Linked DNA regions of Homo sapiens: region 2 is linked to region 1. A link is a contact called in ENCODE Hi-C or POLR2A ChIA-PET data. All regions are on one chromosome and are shown on one strand. Each heading gives the region's core, a stretch centred on a gene start or an enhancer-like site at or near the end of the contact. The rest is flanking DNA. Distances are from core to core; before and after follow the strand shown.

Evidence for each region. A loop is a pair of places that touch in the nucleus more often than their neighbours do. ChIA-PET counts read pairs that join two places held with the same protein, here RNA polymerase II (POLR2A). Pooled maps may share reads with other maps.
Region 2: a pooled map shows a loop between it and region 1 (4-fold over the local background). The contact joins the promoter of C19orf47 here to the enhancer-like site in region 1. A Hi-C loop is called at or near these places in 1 of 37 single-sample maps with no recorded cell type and 7 of 50 pooled maps. POLR2A ChIA-PET finds 5 or more read pairs at or near these places in 1 of 52 experiments (common myeloid progenitor, CD34-positive).

Annotation. Positions count from the first base shown.
Region 1 is chr19:40,140,530-40,146,081 of GRCh38, forward strand. No RefSeq gene overlaps it. Among named protein-coding and RNA genes, the nearest start is that of MAP3K10, 48 kb to the right of the region's middle. RefSeq lists enhancers at 3,974-4,123, 4,744-4,793. Within about 2 kb of position 3,267, at least 7 of the 41 ENCODE cell types and tissues checked have a DNase peak (open chromatin) inside an H3K27ac peak, as active enhancers do.
Region 2 is chr19:40,345,752-40,351,712 of GRCh38, forward strand. C19orf47 (chromosome 19 open reading frame 47) reads right to left here and starts at 2,646. Exons shown (of 9, transcript NM_001256441.2): 1 at 2,573-2,646. It overlaps PLD3 (phospholipase D family member 3), which reads left to right and starts at 2,944. Exons shown (of 13, transcript NM_012268.4): 1 at 2,944-3,017. RefSeq lists a silencer at 2,521-2,610 and an enhancer at 2,601-2,890.

The DNA of each region.
Region 1 (5,552 bases), core at 2,017-4,516:
AATAAAAATAATACAATAAAAATAAAACAATATGTGCCCTTGCCATGGTTGGGGCTAAAAAAAAAAAAGTAAATAAAAACAATATTTTAAAATGTGTTACTGATGCATAAATAAGCAGACAGATCAAAAGAAGGTTAGAAAATCCAAAGACAGAAGCAATTGCTGATGGAGATTTATATGATGATATAGTAATTTCTAATTCAGGAAGGGACTTTAGAAAAGGTTTTAATTTAGTAGTGTAGAAACAACTAGATGACCACGTGAAAACAAAGAAGCTTGAATGCATTTCCCACCCCATATACCAGATTAAATCCTAAACATATCAAAGATCTAAATGAAAAAACACAGCCTCACAGATAATAAAACACTGGTGAGTTCCCTCATTACCGGGGAGGGTGTAAATTTTCCAAACTATTACTCAAGATCCAGAAGCCATAAAAGAGAATTTTGTTAAATGACCAAACAAAAAAAAAACAAAAACCTTTTGCGTGGCCACAAAATAAGCCATACACAACCAAAAACTACAGATGACAAAATAAGAAAAATATTTACCACTTATATCACAGAAGAGAAAGAGTTAAAATCCCTAAAATATAAAGTGTCTAAAAATTAAGGGAAAAAAAACAAGAAACCTATTGAAAGCGGGCAAGATACATAAACAGAGAGTTCACGTTAAAAAATGCAAATGCCACCTAAATTTATAAAAATAGCCAGACACAGTGGCTCATCCCTGTAATCCCAGTACTTTCGAAGGGAAGGTGAGGGGATTGATTGATCCCAGGAGTTTAAGACCAGCCTGAGCAAGATGACAAGACCTTGTCTCTAAATAAAATAAAATAAATTAGCTGAGTGTGGTGGCACACACCTGTGATCCCAGCTACTCGGGATGCTGAGGTGGGAGGATGGGAGGACTGCTGGAGCCCAGGAGTTCAAGGCTGCAGTGAGCTATGATTGCACCACTGCACTCCAGCCTGTGTGACCGAGTAAGACCCTGTCTCAAAAAATAAAAAATAAAATATCACACCTGTAATCCCAGAATTTTGAGAGGCTGAGGCAAGCAGATCACCTGAGGTCAGGAGTTCAAGACCAGCCTGGCCAACATGGCATGGTGCATGCCATGTTGCAGCCAGGCAACATGGTGCAGCCAGGCATGGTGGCATGCACCTGTAATCCCAGCTACTCAGGAGGCTGAGGCAGGAGAATCGCTTGAGCCTGGGAGACGAAGGTGGCAATGAGCCAGCCGAGATTGTGCCACTCCACTCCAGCCTGACTGGCAAAGCAAGAGCCTGTCTCAAAAAATAAAAAATAAACTAAAGCTCAGCCTCACTCATAATAAAAGAAACACAATTAAAACTGCCCTGAGATCCTATTTCTCACCTAACAGATTAGCAAAAATCCAAATGTTGGACAGCCCTCTTGTTGGCAACGCTGTGGGGAAACAGGGACTCTTCCATTTTACTGATGGAATATAAAAAGATAAAACCTCCATGGAGGAGAATTTGGCAATATCTAGTGAATTTGCCCTTTGACTCAGCAATCCTACTTCTAGGAATTAGGTCCAAAGACACAGACAGAAATAGGAAACTTCATATGAACGTGCCTCTTCACTGGAGCCCTACGCATGATAGCAAAAAACTGGAAACTATTGCAATAGCCATGAAGAGGGTGCTGCTTAATTCAACTATGCTATATCCACAAATACAGAGCACTGTACAGCTGTGAAAATAAGATATATTAAGATTACATATATATGTGATGTGTGTGTATGTACAAGTGTGTACACACGTGTTTTTTTGTTTTGTTTTTTTGACTATTTGTTTGTTTTGTTTTGTTTTGAGACAGTCTTGCTCTGCCGCCCAGGCTGGAGTGCAATGGCACGATCTCAGCTCACTGTAACTTGCACCTCCCAGGATACAAGCCATTCTCCTGCCTCAACCTCCCTAGTAGCTGGGACTACAGGCACGTACCATGACGCCCTGCTAATTTTTGTATTTTTAGTAAAGATGGGGTTTTGTCATTTTTACCAGGCTGGTCTTGAACTCCTGACCTCAAGTGATCCGCCCACCTCAGCCTCCCAAAGGTCCTGGGATTACAGGCGTGAGCCACCACACCCGGCCCATGTGTACACACATATATAGTCACCTCCAAGATGTAGTTAAGTGAAAAAACCAAGGTGCAAATTGGTATGAACAGGATGTACCTTTTGCTCAATAGAGAGGAAAATGAATACATATGTTCATTGGTTTATATTTTCCAAGTAAATGGAATGTCAAAACAATTTTTGCGATTGGGACTCAATCACCCACAAAACAATGGTTTTGGTTTTTTGTTTTCTTGAGACAGGGTCTTGTTCTGTCACCCAGGATGGAGTGCAGTGGTATGATCACAGCTCACTGCAGCCTCCACTTCCTGGGCTCAAGCGATCCTCCCACCTCAACCTCCAGAGTAGCTGGGACTGCAGACGTGTGTGACCACGCCCAGCTAATTTTTTACTTTTTATAGAGATGGGGTCTCATTATGTTGCCCAGGCTAAAACAATGTCTTAAAGTAATTTAAGATATATTAATTTGACATAAATCCCTAATGGGGTATATCCTCCTGGAAAAAAAAGCACCATAAGAAAATCTTAAACTATATTTAGTCATCATATTACTAGTGATAGTATTGATATTTTAAAATTTTATATATGCACATATATATTCAGATATGCATATATATTCACATACTTCAAAACGTATGCTGATGTCACTACAATTCAAAATTCTCTTTTTTTCTTTGAGAATTCAACATTCTCTGAATAAGAAAAAAGAGGCATAATAATAACATTTTAGAAGTTGTAAAGGGCAAAACTAAACTATGGACACACATTTGGATAACTAATTACTATAAAGAAACACAGAGATGATTGCTATAAAAGTCAGGCTGGCCAGGCACGGTGGCTCACGCCTGTAATCCCAGCACTTTGGGAGGTCCAGGCGGGCGGATCACCTGAGGTCAGGAATTCAAGATCAGCCTGGTCAACATGGCGAAACCCCATCTCTACTAAAAATACAAAAAAATTACCTGAGTGTGGTGGTGCACATCTGTAATCTCGCTACTGGTGAGGCTGAGGCATGAGAATCACTTGAACCTGGGAAGTGGAGGTAGCAGTGAGCCGAGCTCATGCCACCTCACTCCAGCCTGGATGACAGAGTGAGACTCTATCTTAAAAAAAAAAAAAAAAAAAAGTCAGGCTGAGGGTTAATTTTGGTAGAGAGAAGGGAGGGGCTGGGCCTGGGCGCCTGGGCTAGGGCACGTGGAGAGGCTTATGAACAGCTGGCAAATTCTATTTCTTGACTTACATGTGGTTACAAGTGGCTTGCCTTAAAATAACACAATTTGTGTGTTTCGCTGAATTTCAGGAACTCCTATTTTAAGAACTTCCTGGGGTTTTTTTTTTTTTTTTAACAAAGAAATGTAGTACTTTGTTTTTTAAAAGGAAGATTTTTATTATATGAATCAATACCTAATAAATTAGAAGCAAAGCCTCTTGCAGAGAAAAAGATCCACCAATAAGGAGATCTGCGTTTCTTCAGGGGAAAAAAAAAATCATCTCCATCACAGAATTGAAAACAAAGGAATAATCGTACAGATTTGGGAAGCTGGGGACTTTGCCTTTGTTTTCCTTATTTTAAATTAGGAATGCTGGCTGATGAAATCAGAGCACCCTGTGAAAAGAACTGTACCAGACATCTTGATCAGCACCATTTTGGGCCTCTGCAATGTCAAATAAATTTGAATATATTTTTGCTTTTACAACGTTATGCTAGCTGTGAAACCACTTGAAATGCAGCATTTCCTGACAATGACAAAGCTCCTCCACGGGAAACTCTCTTTCTTTCTAATGTGTTAAGAAATAGACTTACATCAAAAAGAAAAGCATTCTCTATGAAACACAAACGCTTTGGAAGTGTCTAAAGGTGCCACAAAGGTTGCAATTCTCTCTCCACTTGCAAGAATTTTTTTTTTTTTTTCCCGAGATGGAGTCTTGCTCTGTCACCCAGGCTAGAGTGCAGTGGCTTGATCTCGGCTCACTACAACCTCCACCTCCCAGGTTCAAGCAATTATCCAGCCTCATCCTCCCAAGTAGATGGGATTACAGGCACATGCCACCATGCCCGGCTAATTTTTATTTTTAGTAGAGACGGGGTTTCACCATGTTTGCCAGGCTGGTCTCAAACTCCTGACCTAGTTGATCCACCCACCTCAGCCTCCCAAAGTGCTGGGATTACAGGCGTGAGCCACCAAGCCTGGCCTTTTTTTTTTTTTTTTTTTTTTTTTTTAAAGACAGGGTCTCACTCTGTTGGCCAGGCTGAAGTGCAGTGGTGTGATCTCGGCTCACTGCAACCTTGAACTCCTGGGCTCAAGTGATCCTCCTGCCTTGGCCTCCCAAGGTGCTGGGATTACAGGTACCAGGTGAGCCTTCACACCCGGCTCACTTACAAGATTATAGTGAGATCAAACGTGGAGAACTTCTGATCCAGATTCAAATGGTCTAGATTTATATTCTGGCTCCCTCACTTACTAGCTGCGTGACCTTAATCAAATCACTTAACCTCTCTGATTCTGTGACCACACACATAAAACTGAGATATGACAATGCCTACCTCCTAGAGGTTGTCATGAGAATAAACTGTTTTAACAGAAGTAAGACACTTAGGACAGGGCAAAGCTATCTTGAGCCTTACTAGGCCAAGGGACCAGAGAAGCTCAGATCCAAGCACTCCATACTGAGTGGCCATGCTGCAAAACTCCCACAAACCCCAAATCAACACAGATTGGCTGGGCAAGGTGGCTCGCACCTATAATCCCAGCACTTTGGGAGGCTGAGGTGGGTGGATCACTTGAGCCCAGGGATTTGAGACGAAAGAAAGAATGAGAGAGAGAGAGAGAAAGAGAGGAAGGAAGGAAGGAAGGAAGGAAGGAAGGAAGGAAGGAAGGAAGGAAGGAAGTTAGGAAGTTTATTCTCTTACTGTTCTGGAGGTCAGAAGCCAACAATCAGCTTCCCTGGGCAAGCAAACAAGAAAGAGAAAAGAAAGGAAATAACACAGATTTATTCTCTTACAGTTCTGGAGGTCAGAAGCCAGCAATCAGCTTCCCTGGGCTAAAGTCAAGTGGTTGGCAGGGCTGATTCTTTCTGGAGGCACTGAGGGAAGACCTTATGTCCTTGTCTTTTTAGCCACCCGTATCCCCTGGCTCGTGGCCCCCTCCTCCTTCTCCAAAAGTGGCCCTCGGCTGGGTGAGGTGGCTCATGCCTGTAATTCCAGCACTTAGGAAGACCAAGGCGGGTGGATCACCTGAGGTCAGGAGTTCAAGACCAGCCTAGCCAACATGACAAAACCCCATCTCCACTAAAAATATAAAAATTAGCCAGACGTAATGGTGAGCACCTGCAATCCCAGCTACTCAGGAGGTTGAGGCAGGAGAATTGCTTGAACCCAGGAGGCGGAGGTTGCAAAGAGCTGAGATCACACCACTGCACTTCGTCTCAAAAAACAAACAAACAAACAAAC
Region 2 (5,961 bases), core at 1,396-3,895, 200 kb after region 1:
GAATCGCTTCAACCCGGGGCGGGGGGGGGAGAGGTTGCAGTGAGCCAAGATTACGCCACTTCACTCCAGCCTGGGCAACAGAGCAAGACTCAGTCTCAAAAAAAAAAAAAAAAAAAGGAAAGGTGGCTGGGCGCAGTGGCTCATGCCTGTAATCCCAACGCTTTGGGAGGCCAAGGCAGTGGATCACAAGGTCAGGAGTTTGAGACCAGCCTGGCCAACATGGCGAAACTCCGCCTCTACTAAAAATACAAAAAATTAGCTGGGCATGGTGGCAGGCACCTGTAATCCCAGCTACTCGGGAGGCTGAGGCAGGAGAATCACTTGAACCCAGGAGGCAGAGGTTGCAGTGAGCCGAAACTGTACCACTACACTCCAGCCTGGGCAACAGAGTGAGACTCCATCTCAAAAAAAAAAAAAAAAGTAAGATTACCAATTCTTGGCCAGCACCTTGGGAGGCTGAGGCAGGTGGATAACCTGAGGTCAGGAATTCAAGACCAGCCTGGCCAACATAGTGAAACCCCTCTCTACTAAAAATACAAAAATTAGCCAGGCGTGGTGGTGGGCACCTGTAATCCTAGCTACTCAGGAGGCTGAGGCAGGAGAATTGCTTAAGCCCGGGAGGCAGAGGTTGCAGTGATCCAAGATCGCACCACTGCACTCCAGCCTGGGCAACAGAGCGAGACCTTGTCTCAAATAAATAAATAAATAAATAAATAAATAAATAAATAAATAAATAATAAAAATAAAAAAACACCATCTTAAAAAAAAAAAAAGAGGACCCTTTTTTTTTTTTGAGATGAAGTCCCACTCTGTCGCCCAGGCTGGAGTGCAGTGGCGTGATCTCGTCTCACTGCAACCTCTGCCTCCCAGGTTCAAGCAATTATCCTGCCTCAGCCTCCCAAGTAGCTGGGATTACAGGCCCCCACCACCATGCCCGGCTAATTTTCTGTAGTTTTAGTAGAGACGGGGTTTCACCGTGTTAGCCAGGATGGTCTCTATCTCCTGACCTCGTGATCCGCCCGTCTCGGCCTCCCAAAGTGCTAGGATTACAGGCGTGAGCCACCACGCCCAGCCAAGGACCCATTCTTAAAGGTGTTACAAGGATTAAACGAGTTAATAAACAGAGTCCTTAGAACAAAGATGCACGGCAGGTGGTTAAGTGCGATGTTAAGTGTGCATCAAATAAAACAAATCTTCAGTAAGCTAGGGAAACAGTGGGACAGTCACTGACTTAATGCTAGTTTTATACAAAGTGTGAGCTGGGAACAAGTATAAGGACAACTTAATGGGGGTCCATGGGATCTGACAACAGGGAATCACACAGTACAGGTTCTGAACAGTATCCCTATTCAAAGGGAATACGTAGTATTCCTTTTCAATTATCTTTCCATTTCAGTGTACAATGTAATGGGCTGTTCAGTTTCCATTGTATTTTACCTGAACTTTTCCTTCCTCTCATGGCCAGCAATGCTAGTTTTCCATTGAAGACAGCAATGCGCCGGGCACGGTGGCTCACACCTGTAATCCCAGCACTTTGGGAGGCAGAGGCGGGCAGATCACCTGAAGTCAGAAGTTCGAGACCAGCCTGACCAACATGCAGAAACCCCGTCTCTACTAAAATACAAAAAAAATTAGCCGGGCGTGGTGGCGCATGCCTGTAATCCCAGCTACTCGGAAGGTTGAGGCAGGAGAATCCCTTGAACCCAGGAAGCGGAGGTTGCGGTGAGACGAAATTGCACCATTGCACTCCAGCCTGGGCAACAAGAGCGAAACTCCGTCTCAAAGAAAAAAAAAAGAAGAAGACAGCAATGCAAATTTGCCTTCTCAAATTAACTTACTGGGGAAAAAAATGCACTAGTCATTATCAAGAAAAAGAAAAAAACTAGTACTTCAGGACTCAGCAAAATTGGTCAAATAGTAAGTGACAGGATGTCGATTTCCCCGGCTCCAATTCTAAGTTTTTCCTATTGCTGTCTCTGAGCTTTCTCCCCCAGCTTCCCTGGAATTCCCAGCTACACCAATGACTCTCAGAATCATTATCATTATAGTCCCAATCCACGAGCTCTCACTGTGCCAGCCCCTCTGCTTAAAATCTTTACACACACAGATTTCATCAGAATCCTCAAGACGACCCTATGATATTGGGACTATCTGCTCTCATTGTACAGATGAGAAAAAACGGGGTTCAAGGAAGCGAAGACACAGGCCCCACTGCCGCACAGTGGAGCGGGACTTGAACCAAAATTCGACGGCTTCCAAACCCAACAATTTTTCATACTAAGCGCTCAAACATCAATACTAATAATAATAGTATAGTAACGAAGTGAGCGTTATGCGGAGGCGCTGAGCTAAGGCATCCAACGTACACGACCTGACTTCTCACTCCCATTTATAAAGCCGGTGATACAGTCGGATTCTAACCCCCATTCCACAGGGGAGGAAACTGAGGCTCAAAGAAACAAATCGTAAGTCCGAAGCCGTACAACGGAGCCCGAACTGAGTCCAGACACCCGGACGCCACCCGTCCCTACCGCAACCGGCCCAGTCCCACCACCCCCGGCCCGCGCCTCACCTGGCCCACCGGGCCCGCGCCCACTCGCGCCGCCCGCCCTCCCTCCCGGCGGCGCCAACTGTCAGACACTCCTCCCCCGGCCCGGGCTGCCCGCCCCGGAAGCATCCTCTCACCGCCGGAAGCTGAACTGACTCGTCCGCGGCCGCTCTACCCCAACAGGCCGCCACCAGCGAGAGTGCGGCCATAACCATCACGTGACCGCCCACCGACACCAGCGAGAGTGCAGTCGTAACCGTCACGTGACCGCCCACCGTCGGCCCGGCGCTCCCCTCCGCCCGAAGCTAGCAAGCGGCGCGGCCAATGAGAAAGGCGCATGCCTGGCCCCCGCCGGCCTGCAGTCTAGCCGTAGTGCGCCTGCGCGCGGCTAGGAGGGGCCGTCAGGCGGGGATACAGCCTGGAAGGTGCGTGTGGGGCTGGGTCTCGGAGTGGGAGACGTGGAGTGCAGGTACTGTGCGATCTGGGGGCGCGGCGCCTCGGCTACCCTCCTCGTGTTGTCTTCCACGCTATAATGCATGGAATATAATATATATTATATGGAATATAATATATGGAATATAATATATATAATTATAGCGTTGTCTTCCACGCTATAATTTATGTCGTCCTCGGTCTCTTTATGTCACCATTCCTCTCCTTCTGTCTCATCCCACTTAAATCCTCACAACTCCTTCTGTCGCCATCACCCTCTTTAAATCCTCACAACTCCTCTTGTTGTCATCAACGCCCTTAACTCGCTTTCGTTCCCTGTAAGCCCTCTTTGCCACCATAGGTCGTAATCGCTCCCTTTAAATTCGTCATCGCCATATGTTACCTGCATCCTGCTTTTGTTGCCATTTCTCCTTTATAAAATCCTCATTTCTCTTTAAACCCTCATCATACCCCCAAGTCACCTTCGCATGGCTACTGTCCCCATCGCTCTTCTTAAATCGCGCTAATGCAACTCTTACGTCATCATTACCCCTTGTGTCTTTGTCCCTCCCTTGGCATCACTGTTCCTCTGACCAGTCACCATCCACTCCTCATGCTTCCAGTTTTCCCCATAAGGAGCCACCCAGCCTTACAGTTATTTTTCTTCCCTCCGTGTCTTCGTCATTTCCCCGTGTCACATCTCACATAACATACGGGGTACTGCAGCCCATTACCTGGGGTGTGTCAGAATCCCAGCCCCACCACTACACCTCTGGATACCTTGACTGCCTTATGGCACCTTTCCAATCCCAGCTTCATCTGCAAAATGCACACGGGGACATCCACATCAGGGCTGAGTGTGACGATTCTGTGAGTTTATTCTTGTGGTAGGCTCAGCTTGACATGGTGTTTTTGGCTAATATTGTTATTAACCATGTCACCCTCGGCCGGGTGCGGTGGCTCATGCCTGTAATCCCAGCACTTTAGGAGGCCAAGGTGGGCGGATCACCTGATGTCGGGAGTTCGAGACCAGCCTGATCAACATGGAGAAACCCCGTCTCTACTAAAAATACAAAATTAGCCGGGCGTGGTGGTGCATGCCTATAATCCCAGCTACTCGGGAGGCTGAGGCAGGAGAATGGCTTGAACCGGGGAGGTGGAGGTTGCAGTGAGCCGAGATCGCGCCATTGCACTCCAGCCTGGGCAACAAGAGCGAGACTCCGTCTCAAAAAAAAATAATAATAATAGGCCAGGCGCGGTGGCTCACGCCTGTAATCCCAGCACTTTGGGAGGCCGAGGCGGGCGGATCACCTCAGGTCGGAAGTTCGAGACCAGCCTGACCAACATGGAGAAACCCCATCTCTATTAAAAATACAAAATTAGCCAGGCATGGTGGCACATGCCTGTAATCCCAGCTACTCGGGAGGCTGAGACAGGAGAATCGTTCGAATCTGAGAGGCGGAGGTTGCAGTGAGCCTAGATCGTGCCATTGCACTGTAGCCTGGGCAACAAGAGCGAGACTCCGTCTCAAAAAAAAAAAAAAAAAAAAAAACTGCATGATCTTGGGCAACTAACTTAACCTCCCAGCGCCTCAGTTACTGCATCTGCAATATGGGAATGAAAACACAAATTAATCATTCTGCACATAATTCTTAAGCATGTACTATATATGTGCCCAACACTGCTAGACACTGGGGATACCTCAATGAACAATACAGACAAAAATATCTCGGCCTGGCGCAATGGCTCACACCTGTAATCCAAGCACTTTGGGAGGTGAAGTGGGTGGATCACCTGAGACCAGGAGTTTGAGACCAGCCTGGACAACATGGTGAAGCCCCATCTCTACTAAAAATGCAAAAATTAGCCAGGCATGGTGGCGCGCCCCTAAAATCTGAGCAACTCGGGAGGCTGAGGTGAGAGGATTGCTTGAACCCAGGAGGCGGAGGCTGCAGTGAGTTGAGATCGCACCACTGCACTCCAGCCTGGGTGACAGAGTGAGACCCCATCTCAAAAAAAAAAAAAAAATCTGGCCTTATGGACTGTGTACTACACTCTAGTGGGGGTAAGAGGCAATGGGTAAATAGGTAAGTAGATTATTGGATGTATTAGAAGGGGCATGGGGAATGTGGGGTCAAGGTTATAGTTTTAAATAGGGTGGTCAGGGAAAGCTTTCTGAGAAGGTGACATTTGAAACAAATACTTGAAGGAGAAGAGAGAGTAGGGCTGGGCACGGTGGCTCACGCCTGTGATCACAGCACTTTGGGAGGCTGAGGAAGGTGGATCGCTGGAGCTCAGGAGTTTGAGATCAGCCTGGGCAACATAGCGAAACCCCATCTCTACAAAAATTAGCCAGGTATGGTGGTGTGCGCCTGTGGTCCCAGCTACTTGGGAGGCTGAGAGGTGGGGGGATCGCTTGAGCCTGGGAGTTCGAGGCTGCAGTGAGCCATGATTTTGCCAATACACTCCAGCCTGGGCAACAGACGGAGACCCTGTCTCAAAACAAAAAAACAAAACAAAACAAAAAAACGGCCAGGCGTAGTGGCTCATGCCTATAATCCCAGCACTTTGGGAGGCCAAGGCTGGCAGATCACCTGAGGTCAGGAGTTCGAGACCAGCCTGACTAACATGGTGAAACCTCGTCTCTACTAAAATTACAAAAAATTAGGCAGGCATAGTGGCAGACACCTGTAATCCCAGCTATTCAGGAGGCTGAGGCAGGAGAATCGCTTGAACCAGGGAGGCGGAGGTTGCAGTGAACTGAGATTGCGCCATTGCACTCCAGCCTGGGCGACAGCGAGATTCTGTCTCAAAAAAAGAGAGAGAGAAAGAAAGAGTGACATGGCCCTCTGGGGGAACAGCATGCTGGGCAAAGAGAACAGCAAAAGCAAAAGTCTTGCGGTAGGAGCAAGCTTGGAATATTTAAGGAATAGCAAGGAGGTCAGTGAGAGAGGAGAGGGGCAAGAGACGACATTGGAGGG